Linked DNA regions of Homo sapiens: region 2 is linked to region 1. A link is a contact called in ENCODE POLR2A ChIA-PET data. All regions are on one chromosome and are shown on one strand. Each heading gives the region's core, a stretch centred on a gene start or an enhancer-like site at or near the end of the contact. The rest is flanking DNA. Distances are from core to core; before and after follow the strand shown. Region 1 has its middle 46 kb from the start of FYB1. Region 2 holds the start of C9 (complement C9).

Region 1 (5,510 bases), core at 1,073-3,572:
AATAAACTTGTGAAAACATGTTTCATCTCAGTTATAATCAGAAAAATTAAAACTAAAACAATAATGAAGTACAGTTTTACGTGTAACAAATTGTCAAAACTCTATCAATAAATATGACAATGTCAAGTTTTAGGGATGATGTAGAGAAATGGCAACTTTTGTAGAAGGCTGATGGGAGGTAAATCATTACAATGACCTTAAAGAACAAGTTGCTAATGTTAGATAAACTTGAAGGTTCTCATACCCTCTATGCCAAAGGATGTTCATCTACCACTGTTTGAAATTGAAAATAATGGCAACAAATCAAATGTTGGAGAATACATGAATAAATTACAATAGAATTACACAGCAATTCAATAGATTGAATGTGTCCAAAGGGATATTCTTGAAAAAAACCCAATGTAGAGTGAAAGAAGGCAAAGTGCAGAAATCATGAAAAAAAATCTGGGCAAAACAATACTATATGTTTGGAGATATTATAAGTTTTATGGATACACACAGATAAAATCAAAGCATAAAACCATGGCTGGGAAGGCTATTCTGAAAGGCACTTTAAAAATAGTTGTTTCTGTGCTGTGGGAAGGAGGGACATAGAACTGGAAAAGGGCAGAAAGGGACTTTAATTTTCTCTTTTTTAGTTTTAAAATAGATGCCAGAACAGTAATATGCATTAATTGTAGGTTGTGAGTATATGAGCATTTGTTGTATTATGTGTTTCATAATAATTTAAAAAGAGAAGGACATGAGAGAAAAGAAAGGGCGGATGGAATGGAGTGCTAGAATTGGGGAAGTGATATTGAAGTTGCCGAATCAAGAACTGGAGCCCCATGCCTACCCACTTCAAGAGCAAGGGTGCCACAAATTTAGTGTATTCTAACACATGCTCTAAGAAGTGTCTCACATCTCCTCCTAGATGCACTGATGTGTTATATGAGTGCAAGATATCAGCTAGAATTTGAGCCTCTTATCCTTGGCTTAAAACTAACTTGTCATAGTACAGGATTTTTTTTTTTTAACACAGTGGGATAGATCTTGCTGCAGAAGGTAGGTGTCCTCTTTTGCAGAAGGAGAGGATATGAATAGGCCAGGGATGGCAACAGGGAAGTGTGTGGAGTGATATTAGCCTATCACTCAGGACTATGATTGGCCTCCACAGCTTACCTAAAAGAAAAAAAAATCACCTCTCTAATTGAAGGAAGTGGATCAGAACTCCAGCCCTCACAGGGAACCTTCTAGCTCCGTTTCCATACTCTCAGATTTCCCTGGGACACCAGTTCTCAACTGGGGCTTCCATCATGGCCTACAGTTTATTTATTTTCACATCTTAGGACCTGTTCCCCTCAGAAATTCTGTACTTACTTTCTAACTTGGATGTAGTCAAATTTGGGGCCACACTTTTGAGGGAGAACAGGAACAAAGCCAATATTTAAGGCCCAAGCCAGGATCAAGGCTATCTGGAGAGGATGCACGTCACTTCAGAAGTAGCCCTACCCTCAAAATATGAAGCAGGTAATGGCACCCACTCCTCAGCTCAGGTGTCTCCAGTGGCTGCTCTGGTGAACAGTATGATCAAATTCCAGGTCTGAATGTTTGTGTCCCTCCAAAATTCATGTGTCAAAATCCTATCCTCCAAGATGATGGTATTAGAAGGTGAGGCCTTTGGGGAGGTGCTTGGATGTAAGGACAGAGCCCTCACTCTGTGCCTTCTTTCACTCTACATTCGGATATTTTCAAGACATATCCCTTTGGACACATGCAGTTCAATCCAACATTTGACTTGTTGCCATTATTTTCAATTTCAAGCAGTGGTAGATGAACATTCTTTTGCATAGAGCTGCCATCCACACTTAATGCATATGGGATAATAATAATCCTTATAGGAGAAGCCAAAAGAGCTTATTTGTTCCTTCTGGTATGTGAGGACACAGCAAGAAGTTGGCAGTCTGCAATCTGCAAGAGGGCCCTTACAAGACTATGACCAATCTGGCATTCTGATCTTGGACTTTGTAGCCCGCAAAACTGTAAAAAATAAATTTCTGTTGTTTACGAGCTACCCAGTCTAAGGTGTTTTGCTATGGCAGCCCAAATGGACTAAGGCAGCCTTAAGACCCAGCATTCATGTGGCCACTGCCTGTTCCATAAAGCCATCTCTTGTCACTCTCTTCTTCTCTTGCCTATTCTCCAGCCATCCTGGTCTTTTTACAGCTCCAAGCTCTCTCCTGCCTCACCTCTTTTGCACCTGCCACTTCCTCAGCTTGAAATGCTTTCTACCCCCATTTACCCCATGCCCAACTCATTCTCACTTTTTGGTGTAGCAATGCTCAACCCTCACTGAGCCCCACCTCAAGTTTCAGTTTCATTGGTTTCGGGGCCTGAGAAGAGGGATGTTTTATAAGCTGCTGTAGTGATTCCCATGTGCAGCCAGAGTAGAGAACTACTGCTTCAGCCTGAACATCCCCTCATCAGAGACCAGACACCTCTCTCAAGAGGATTTCTCCCCTCCATTTTCTATCTCAGCTCCTCATTTGCCTCCTTCAGAGCTCAGTGCAAGGTATTTTATTTATTTGTTCACTTTGATGTTTTTGATCTATTACTTCCCAGGAAAAGTGGTTCTCCAAGCGTGGGCCCTGGACCAGCAGCGTCAGCCTCATCTGAGAACTTATTAGAAATGCACATTTTTGGCCGGGTTCGGTGGCTCACACCCGTAATCCCAGCACTTTGGGAGGCCGAGGTGGGTGGATCGCCTGAGGTCAGGAGTTCAAGACCAGCCTGGCCAACATGGAGAAACCCCATCTCTACCAAAAATACAAAAAATTAGCTGGGCCTGGCCAGGTGTGGTGGCTCACGCCTGTAATCCCAGCATTCTGGGAGGCCGAGGCAGGTGGATCATGAGGTCAGGAGATCGAGACCAACCTGGCTAACATGGTGAAACCCCATCTCTACTAAAAAATAAAAAAAAAATTAGCCAGTTGTGATGGCGGGCGCTTACAGTCCCAGCTACTCAGGAGGCTGAGGCAGGAGAATGGCGTGAACCCGGGAGGCGGAGCTTTCAGTGAGCTGAGTTCACGCCACTGCACTCCAGCCTGGGCGACAGAGCAAGACTCTGTCTCAAAAAAAAAAAAAAGAAAAAAAAATTAGCTGGGGATGGTGGTGGGCACCTGTAATCCCAGCTACTTAGGAGGCTGAGGCAGGAGTATGGCTTGAACCTGGGAGGCGGAGGCTGCAGTGAACCAAGATCACGCCATTGCACTCCAGCCTGGGCAACAAGAGCAAAACTCTGTCTCAAAAATAAATAAATAAATGAATAAAAGAAATGCACATTTCCAGGCCCCATCCTTGACCCTCCCAGTGATTCTCATGCATGCTAAAGTTTGAGAACCACTACCCTAAGTGTAACCCGTGGGAAGCCTGGACACCATGTGTTGTTCACCCTGCATTCCAATGACTAGCAGAGTGCAGACTTGAAGTAGGAGCTCAAATAACCTTTGTTGAATGAATGAGTGACAGTGCAATTTGACTACACTCCTTTCAGGAGCTCCCATGTAGCTTAAAAACTGGATGAAAGGAACAAAACAAACCAGAAACCCCAAACACAATTTTTACTGTTTTTTTTTTTTTTTACTGACCTAAGGTTTATGCATAAAATACAAAAAAAAATTGTACATGACTAGAACATCTATTTCTTCATTTCTTCCAGAAAATTCTACAATTTAAAATGTACCTAAAATTACTTGCCAAGTAAACAAGTATTATTCTATTGTTTTCATTTTAGGACTGTAAAGTGAGCTGATCTAAGGATATAGATTAAGTCAATTTCCACAGGGGCAGATAAAGTAGAATTCTACTGCCTCTTCTCCCACTTCTAAAATCTAGAATCACACTATGAATAAGGATGTAGGGGAACACCTAAGCCAACTCTGTATCTTGACTGAGCCTCTTGAAAGAGGGCTGAAGAGATAGGGTCAAGATTCCACAGGGAGAAATGGGAAGGTTGAGCTGGAACCCAGCACCCCTTGCTAGGTTGGAAGATGAGCCCAGTGTCGTGTGTCCAATGCCCATCAATCTAAATATCTAATGTATCTATCTTCATAAAACACCAAGTGCCTTTGTGCTTCATTCTCACACATTTCCACAGTTTCCTTACCAATAAGTTACAGGGAAAGGGCAATAAAACGTGAATTTCCTTATAACCACTTGGTCCCCTTTTGGCTTGCTCCCTTCCTGGACAGTTCAGGAAGTGGGGGAGGTGGGGATTGGTCACAGTGGTGACACAGCAGATGAGCTTGGGGTGGAGAAGGGAGTTATGTAGTCATTAAGCCCCGCTTTCTGGATCCTGGGATAAAGAACCACAAAGCCAGGCATTCCTTCAGTCTCTCATCCCAGTGGCCTCTGCAACATTTCAATAAAGTGCACTTTCTGAAAGTAGGAAAACTCATAGTGACCATAGCAGAAGCAGACATGACAGCTGATCCTCAAGCCTACCAGACATGGTCACCAGCCTGAGAATGGACCTGGCACACCCCTAAAGGCCAGTCCTGGGCTTTTCTTTGACTACCAGCTTGTCTTCCTAGGTATCTACTTTTTCTGAGACGTAACAAAATGTAGAGGAGCTCCGGCTCTGAGAACAGATAAAATCGTCCTCAAATTCCAGGCCCAATATTCAGTAGCTGTGTGGCTGTTAGAAAATTACTTACTCTCTACAAGACTCAGTTTACTCAACTAGAAAACAGGGGGAATAGGAATAACTATTTGCAGGAATTGTTAGAGGAATTTAATGAGATAGTGTATGTCAGGGCTTAGCAATGCTAACTGCCAGTATTACTCTCCTGCAATCACTAGGAGTTTCTATGCATACTTTGGAAACTATTTATTTGGGGCTGAAATACAGGAATCCAACATCCATCCAGTGCCCGGCATGTGCCTGTATTATCACAGGGGCTTTATAATTGCAATCTTACTCTCCACAACAATCCTGTGGGATAGCTATCATCATCATCATCATCATCATCATCATCATCATCATCATCATCACGTCATCACCATCATTGGATGAGGAAACAAACCCAAAGCTTAAGTGACTTATGGAAAACAAGTAGTAAGCAAAACAAGTCAACAAGAAGCCAGGGATATAGCCTGTTGACTGTATCTGATCTCTTTCAAGGAGAAAAAATGGAGTTTTTTCCTTTCTTTAATATGCTACATGGCTTTCTGCCACTTGTTGAAGAATGTCAGCAGCAATGTTAGGGAGAAAGAAATTAAGGGGAAGTAACTTAATTTTGAAGTATAACCTTTTCATGCTACAAAAATAGGCATGGGAATACAAAGATAAGCATGTATATGCCATAATTGCACTGAGAAATTCACTTACTATGCCATTATATAGTAAGAAACTTAAAGTATGCTGCTTAACAACAAGGTAACTTGTGTTAGAAGTTTTAAATATATGTAGGTTTTCACCTGGCTACTTTGCTAGGAATTCTGTCAATGCAAAATAATCAGACAAAGTATAT
Region 2 (5,510 bases), core at 804-3,303, 100 kb after region 1:
CTAGGAGGGACCCTTCCCAGAGTATCGGAGGGAGCACGGCCCTGCCAACACCTTGATTTCAGACTTCTAACCTCCAGAACTGTGAGACAATACATTTCTTTTGTTTGAAGCCATCCAGCTTGTGGTGCTTTGTTATGGTAGTCCCAGGACATAAATAAAACCACATCTTACAGACGAGGGAAGCGAGGTACAGAGAGGCCAAGCAACCCGCCCAAAATGACACTGTTGGTAAGTAAAGGCACCTTGACCTGAGCCTGGGAAGTCTAGCTTCAGAGGATTTTAAAAGTTATTTTGCAAATTTCAGTTAGCTATTATTCAAACAAATCGTCTCACTTCATGACTGAGGGCTCTGAACACTCTGTTTTGACCTCAACCCCCGTCAAAGGGCAAAGCACAGAGCATTCAGAGCAGGGCAACCGGGGCAAACTCAAGAGGGCATAGCAATGGGAGCCCACGAAACCAAACCAAACTCAGCCGTGCAGCTGCTGGAGCTGGGGTCCAGCTAATGGGGCTTTCCGGTCCTCCCTGAAACAGCTGAGTGTGGCCAGGACCCAGGGGGTACGCACTTCAAAGCAATCAAAGCTTCCCCACAGCCTCTCATTTTTGATCAGCAGGAGCTGCAATCTAGGAATGTGGGTTGTTTGAATTATTATTATTATTTTTTAGCTTAAGAAAGGGTCAGGTGAAGTTCAAGGGAGCTAAAGCAACTTGGAGGAACTGCCTTTCCAAATCCCTTTTGTGCCCAGATGCCCACTAAACAAAAATATTTCCTGAATGGTACAATGCTTTACAGATAATATGGAAAGAGGAGGGATGAAGGAAAGGTCTGGTCGAGCACTGGATCCAGGGCCCATGTTCATCTGTGTAGCACCTCTGGGTGCCCCCTCCTGAAAGATACAGCCCTGTGAATAACCCACTTGTTGAGTGGAGCCCAGGCTGAATGGCGGCCTCCAACTGCAGCCAAGAGGCAGGCAAATATGTACTGGAGACGGGCATCAAAGTTCAAAACAGCATTTGGGTAAACCAAGAGTCAAATGACTAATGAGGAATTGGAAGCAGGTTATGGTTATGTCTGAGCAGAGGAACAGGGCTTGGGCAGACATTTCCCCCCAGCCACACTGTTGAAGTGAGGAATATTTCAGTACTCTCCCCAGAACGGATCATCCTGTATTGAATTATACAGGTCGATGTCTACTCTGATGACTCCAGGATGGAAGGAAGGATGCCTCATGTGACCCTAACCTCCACCATTTCTAGGTACAGTGTAGCTGTTCAATAAAAACTTATTATATGGGTGATTTGTTTCCTGGATGACTTGCCATGGGCTTTGCAATTCCGATTAGGATCAGAGAAAAAGGAGAAAAAGTATCTTTGGTAGAAGCATGAGTGACAGGTCTGCATCACTGCAATTCTGGAATGGAAGAAATATGACCTAAATCCCAAATGGCCCTAAACAAAATGCATGCCTCTGAACACAACTCAGGATGTCAAGGGAAAGAAACAAAATAGTTAACCTTTGCCTAATGTGGAGGCAAAAGGGTGATGTATCCAAATGTTAAAGGTGTCAGGCATTGAAGCAGAGTGAGGGAAAGATTAATTTCCTTAATTTTAAACTTCTCAGACATCAGGCACTAATAAACCCAGGTTCATCATACACTGGTGAAAACAAGCTTTATTTTATAATTCCAGATATTTAAAGAATACCTCAATCTTAACATTTGAGTGCCTTGTTGAAAATAAATCCCCAGAAACAGCAGCACATTTCCACAGAAAACTCATAAAGATGCACCCTATGTATTTTCTTATCTCTTTTCGAAGTTTAGATTCTAGGGCTCTGTATATTGCCATGTGGATTAACATTGTCATGTACTTTGCTGCTAAGAAGACCTTGAGATGCTAATCCTACAGGAAACTTCCAGAGACAAGCAGAAAAGTAACTGACTCACCTGGTCGTGTACTGTGCTGTGAGGATGCTTATTTCTAAAATGCAGATTGCAACTGCAAAGCTCCGGCAGGCTGACATGCTGCTCTTGCTGGGTGGCTGCGAGTGGGGTGGCAGGGCAGGTCTGGTAAGGCATTTATTTGCAAAGGGCCAGAGGACAGGGAACAAGCATTGTTTGTCTGCATTCAGAGTTTTTGTCAATTTGGGTGGCCTGGGTACTGAAGTCCAACCAAAGGAGAATCATTTTGTAATTCTTGGCCTCCTGCTTTCTCATATTGACAAGTAGATATGGGGCAATGGGCCTGTGAATGCTAAAGTCCCTAAGATGGGCAGCAGTGCTGTGTGAAAATGGAAACAAAGGCCGGGCGCAGTGGCTCACGCCTGTAATCACAGCATGTTGGGAGGCTGAGGTGGGTGGATTACCTGACGTCAGGAGTTCGAGACCAGCCTGGCCAACATGGTGAAACCCCATCTCTACTAAAAATACAAAAAATTAGCCAGGCATGGTGGTGGGTGCCTGTAATCCCAGCTACTTTGGAGGCTGAGGCAGGAGAATTGCTTGAATCTGGGAGGCGGAGGTTGCGGTGAGCCGAGGTGGGGCCACTGAACTCCAGCCTGGGCAACAAGAGCAAAATTCCGGCAAAACAAAACAAAAACAAAAACAAAAACAAAAAAATAGAAACAAAAATGAAGGACCCCCAGCAGTTCTTAGTTTGCAAGACTCGAGGGGTTGGGTGGAAGATGAGGGAGTATGCAATTTTGGGGAAAAAAAAGCCTGTGGATGCTTCTCATGGAGGCATGAAGTCAAAGTTAGTAAAGAACTGCACTTAGTGGAAAGGATGGCACAGACGTAGATGCTTCATTTTTTTTTTAATCTGCAAATGGGCTAGGTAGGTTATTTCCACGTGAGCAAATGCATTTACAATCCTGGCTTTCCTTATAGGCCGAGTGGTACATTTTGAAGAATGAGATGTAAACTCCCGAAGGCATTAAGGGCGTCCACCAGAAAGAGTGGTCTCCTTATCTCAGCATCACACATGTCAACAAGATAGAATCTGAGACAGAAAAACTTGTTCCTACCCATGAAAAATAGTCTCCCCCTCACATTTCATGCTTCCCAGCACTTGTGGGAAGAGCAGTGCCTTTTTGGGAACACCAGAGAATGTGGACATCACAACTGCTCTTAAAGCACTGACTGCAAAAATAGAATGACCTGGGGACTCTTGAGAACAGTAGTGATGGCTGCCCGCTGTCTGCTCAGCTCTAAGTTAATTGACTTGTGATGAGACCCTGCATCCATGCTTTTAAAAGCTTTGCGGATCATTCTAACGTGTAGCCAGGGTTGAGACTGAGGATGACCACCTTGAGAAGAAAGACATCAGATATCTCTGGATATAGTTCTTAAAGGGACTTTATAAGTATTATTATTACTTATAGGCAAATTTCAAACATTAGCACATATAAAGACCAGCAAAGCAAGGGGTGGAGCTGAGGGAAGACAGAATATACAGCTATTTTCTCCAGTACTGCCTTACCTTTTCTACTGATATTCCTACCTGTGGTAAAAGGTATCTACTCTCACCCACTTTCTTGGCCCCTCTCCTTTTTATGCAGAGAACTTGAGGTCTTCAATGGGACTGATCTCACCTTTTCCTGAGCTTGCTGTGGAGTGTAGGCCATGCAGAACTGCCAAGTAATAAGATGATTCGAATGGATGCCACAACTCGTGTAACTATGTCATGGGATGAGTCCATGCCTGAAAGACACTTCCTGTGAGTCTTGGCTAATAACAGGTGGGCTACATTTGGAAACAGTATGAATCTGTCAAATATGCTGTAGCAGGGCAGGTGCAGTGGCGCACGCCTATAATCCCAGCACTTTGGGAGGCAGAGGTGGGTGGATCACTTGAGGCCAGGAGTTTGAGACCAGCCTGGCCAACATGGTGAAACTTCATCTCTACTAAAAATACAAAAATTAGGTGGGTGGGGTGGTGTGTGCCTGTAATCCCAGCTACTTGGGAGGCTGAAACATGAAAATTGCTTGATCCTGGGAGGCAAAGTTTGCAGTAAGCCAAGATGGCACCACTGCACTCCAGCCTGGACAACAGAGTGAGACTCTGTCTCACAAAAAGAAAAATGCTGTAGCAATGTTGAGGGCTCTTATGAGGCCTCTCTGGACCCTATCAAGATACTTATGGAAATAAAGACTGAAAAGCAGTCAGGATGGGATGCTTTATACTAACTAGATTTGATGCTAATTGATTAGAAGTTGTGATGATTAGACTTGATAAGTTGATGTGACTGGAGATTGTACATCACCTGTCTCTTTGGAGACTAAATCAATGGAAGGGGGATGAGGGAGTGAGGGGATATTTTTGGCTGACTAGTTTGAATAGGAGGCTTTTCTGAATTGCTCAGTTGTATTTATTTTATCACCATAGTTCAGGTTAAATATAATGTAGAAAAATAATGACAGCAGTAAAGTATACTAATAGCATATTAATTATATATTGGCAATATATATTGTATTAGTCCATTTTCACACTGCTACAAAGATACTACCTGGCTGGCACGGTGGCTCACCCCTGTAATCCCAGCCCTTTGGGAGGCCCAGGAGGGCAGATCACCTGAGGTCAGGTGTTCAAGACCAGCCTGGCCAACATGGTGAAACCCCATCTCTATAAAAATACAAAAAAATTAGCCAGGCATGGTGGCGGGTGACTCTAATCCCAGCTGCTTGGGAGGCTGAGGCAAGAGAATTGCTTGAATCTAGAGTCGGAGGTTGCAGTGAGCCGTGATTGCACCACTGTACTCTAGCCCAGGCGATAGAGTGGAACTCCGTCTCAAAAAAAAAAAAAAAGATACCACCTGAGACTGGGTAATTTACAAACAAAAGTGGTTGAATTGACTCATAGTTCTGCATGGCTAGGGATGCCTCAGGAAACTTATAATCATGGTGGAAGGTGAAAGGAAAGCAAGGCACTTCGTAAATGGCATTAGGAGAGAGCAAGAGTGAGGAAGTGCCACACTTTAAAACCATTAGCTGGCTGGGCGTGGTGGCTCACGCCTGTAATCCCAGCACTTTGGGAGGCCGAGGCTGGCGAATCATCTGAGGTCAGGAGTTCGAGACCAGCCTGGCCAACATGGTGAAACCCCCCATCTCTACTAAAAATACAAAAATTAGCTGGGCGTGGTGGCAGGCGCCTGTAATCTCAGCTACTTGGGAGGCTGAGACAGGAGAATTGCTTGAACCCAGGAGGCAGAGGTTGCAGTGAGCTGAGATCGCTCTGTCCCACTCCAGCCTGGGGGACAAGAGCGAGATTTTGTTTCAAAAACAAACAAACAAACCATTAGCTCTCATAATTCACTCACTATCACAAGAACAGTACAGGGGAAACCGTCCCCATGATCCCATCACCTCCTAGCACGTCCCTCCCTCAACATGTGGGGATTACAATTCGAGATGAGATTTGAGTGAGGACACAGAGCCAAATTATATTATATATTACATATTATAATTATATAATTATAATATATGTAATTATATATTACATATAATGCATAATTAT

The links. ChIA-PET counts read pairs that join two places held with the same protein, here RNA polymerase II (POLR2A).
Region 2: POLR2A ChIA-PET joins it to region 1 with 20 read pairs in activated CD4-positive, alpha-beta T cell. The contact joins the promoter of C9 here to the enhancer-like site in region 1. POLR2A ChIA-PET finds 5 or more read pairs at or near these places in 2 of 52 experiments (PC-9 and activated CD4-positive, alpha-beta T cell).

The regions. Positions count from the first base shown.
Region 1 is chr5:39,262,374-39,267,883 of GRCh38, forward strand. It overlaps a transcript of FYB1 not described here. Among named protein-coding and RNA genes, the nearest start is that of FYB1, 46 kb to the left of the region's middle. Within about 2 kb of position 2,323, at least 3 of the 41 ENCODE cell types and tissues checked have a DNase peak (open chromatin) inside an H3K27ac peak, as active enhancers do.
Region 2 is chr5:39,362,442-39,367,951 of GRCh38, forward strand. C9 (complement C9) reads right to left here and starts at 2,054. Exons shown (of 11, transcript NM_001737.5): 1 at 1,947-2,054. The coding sequence starts at 2,023.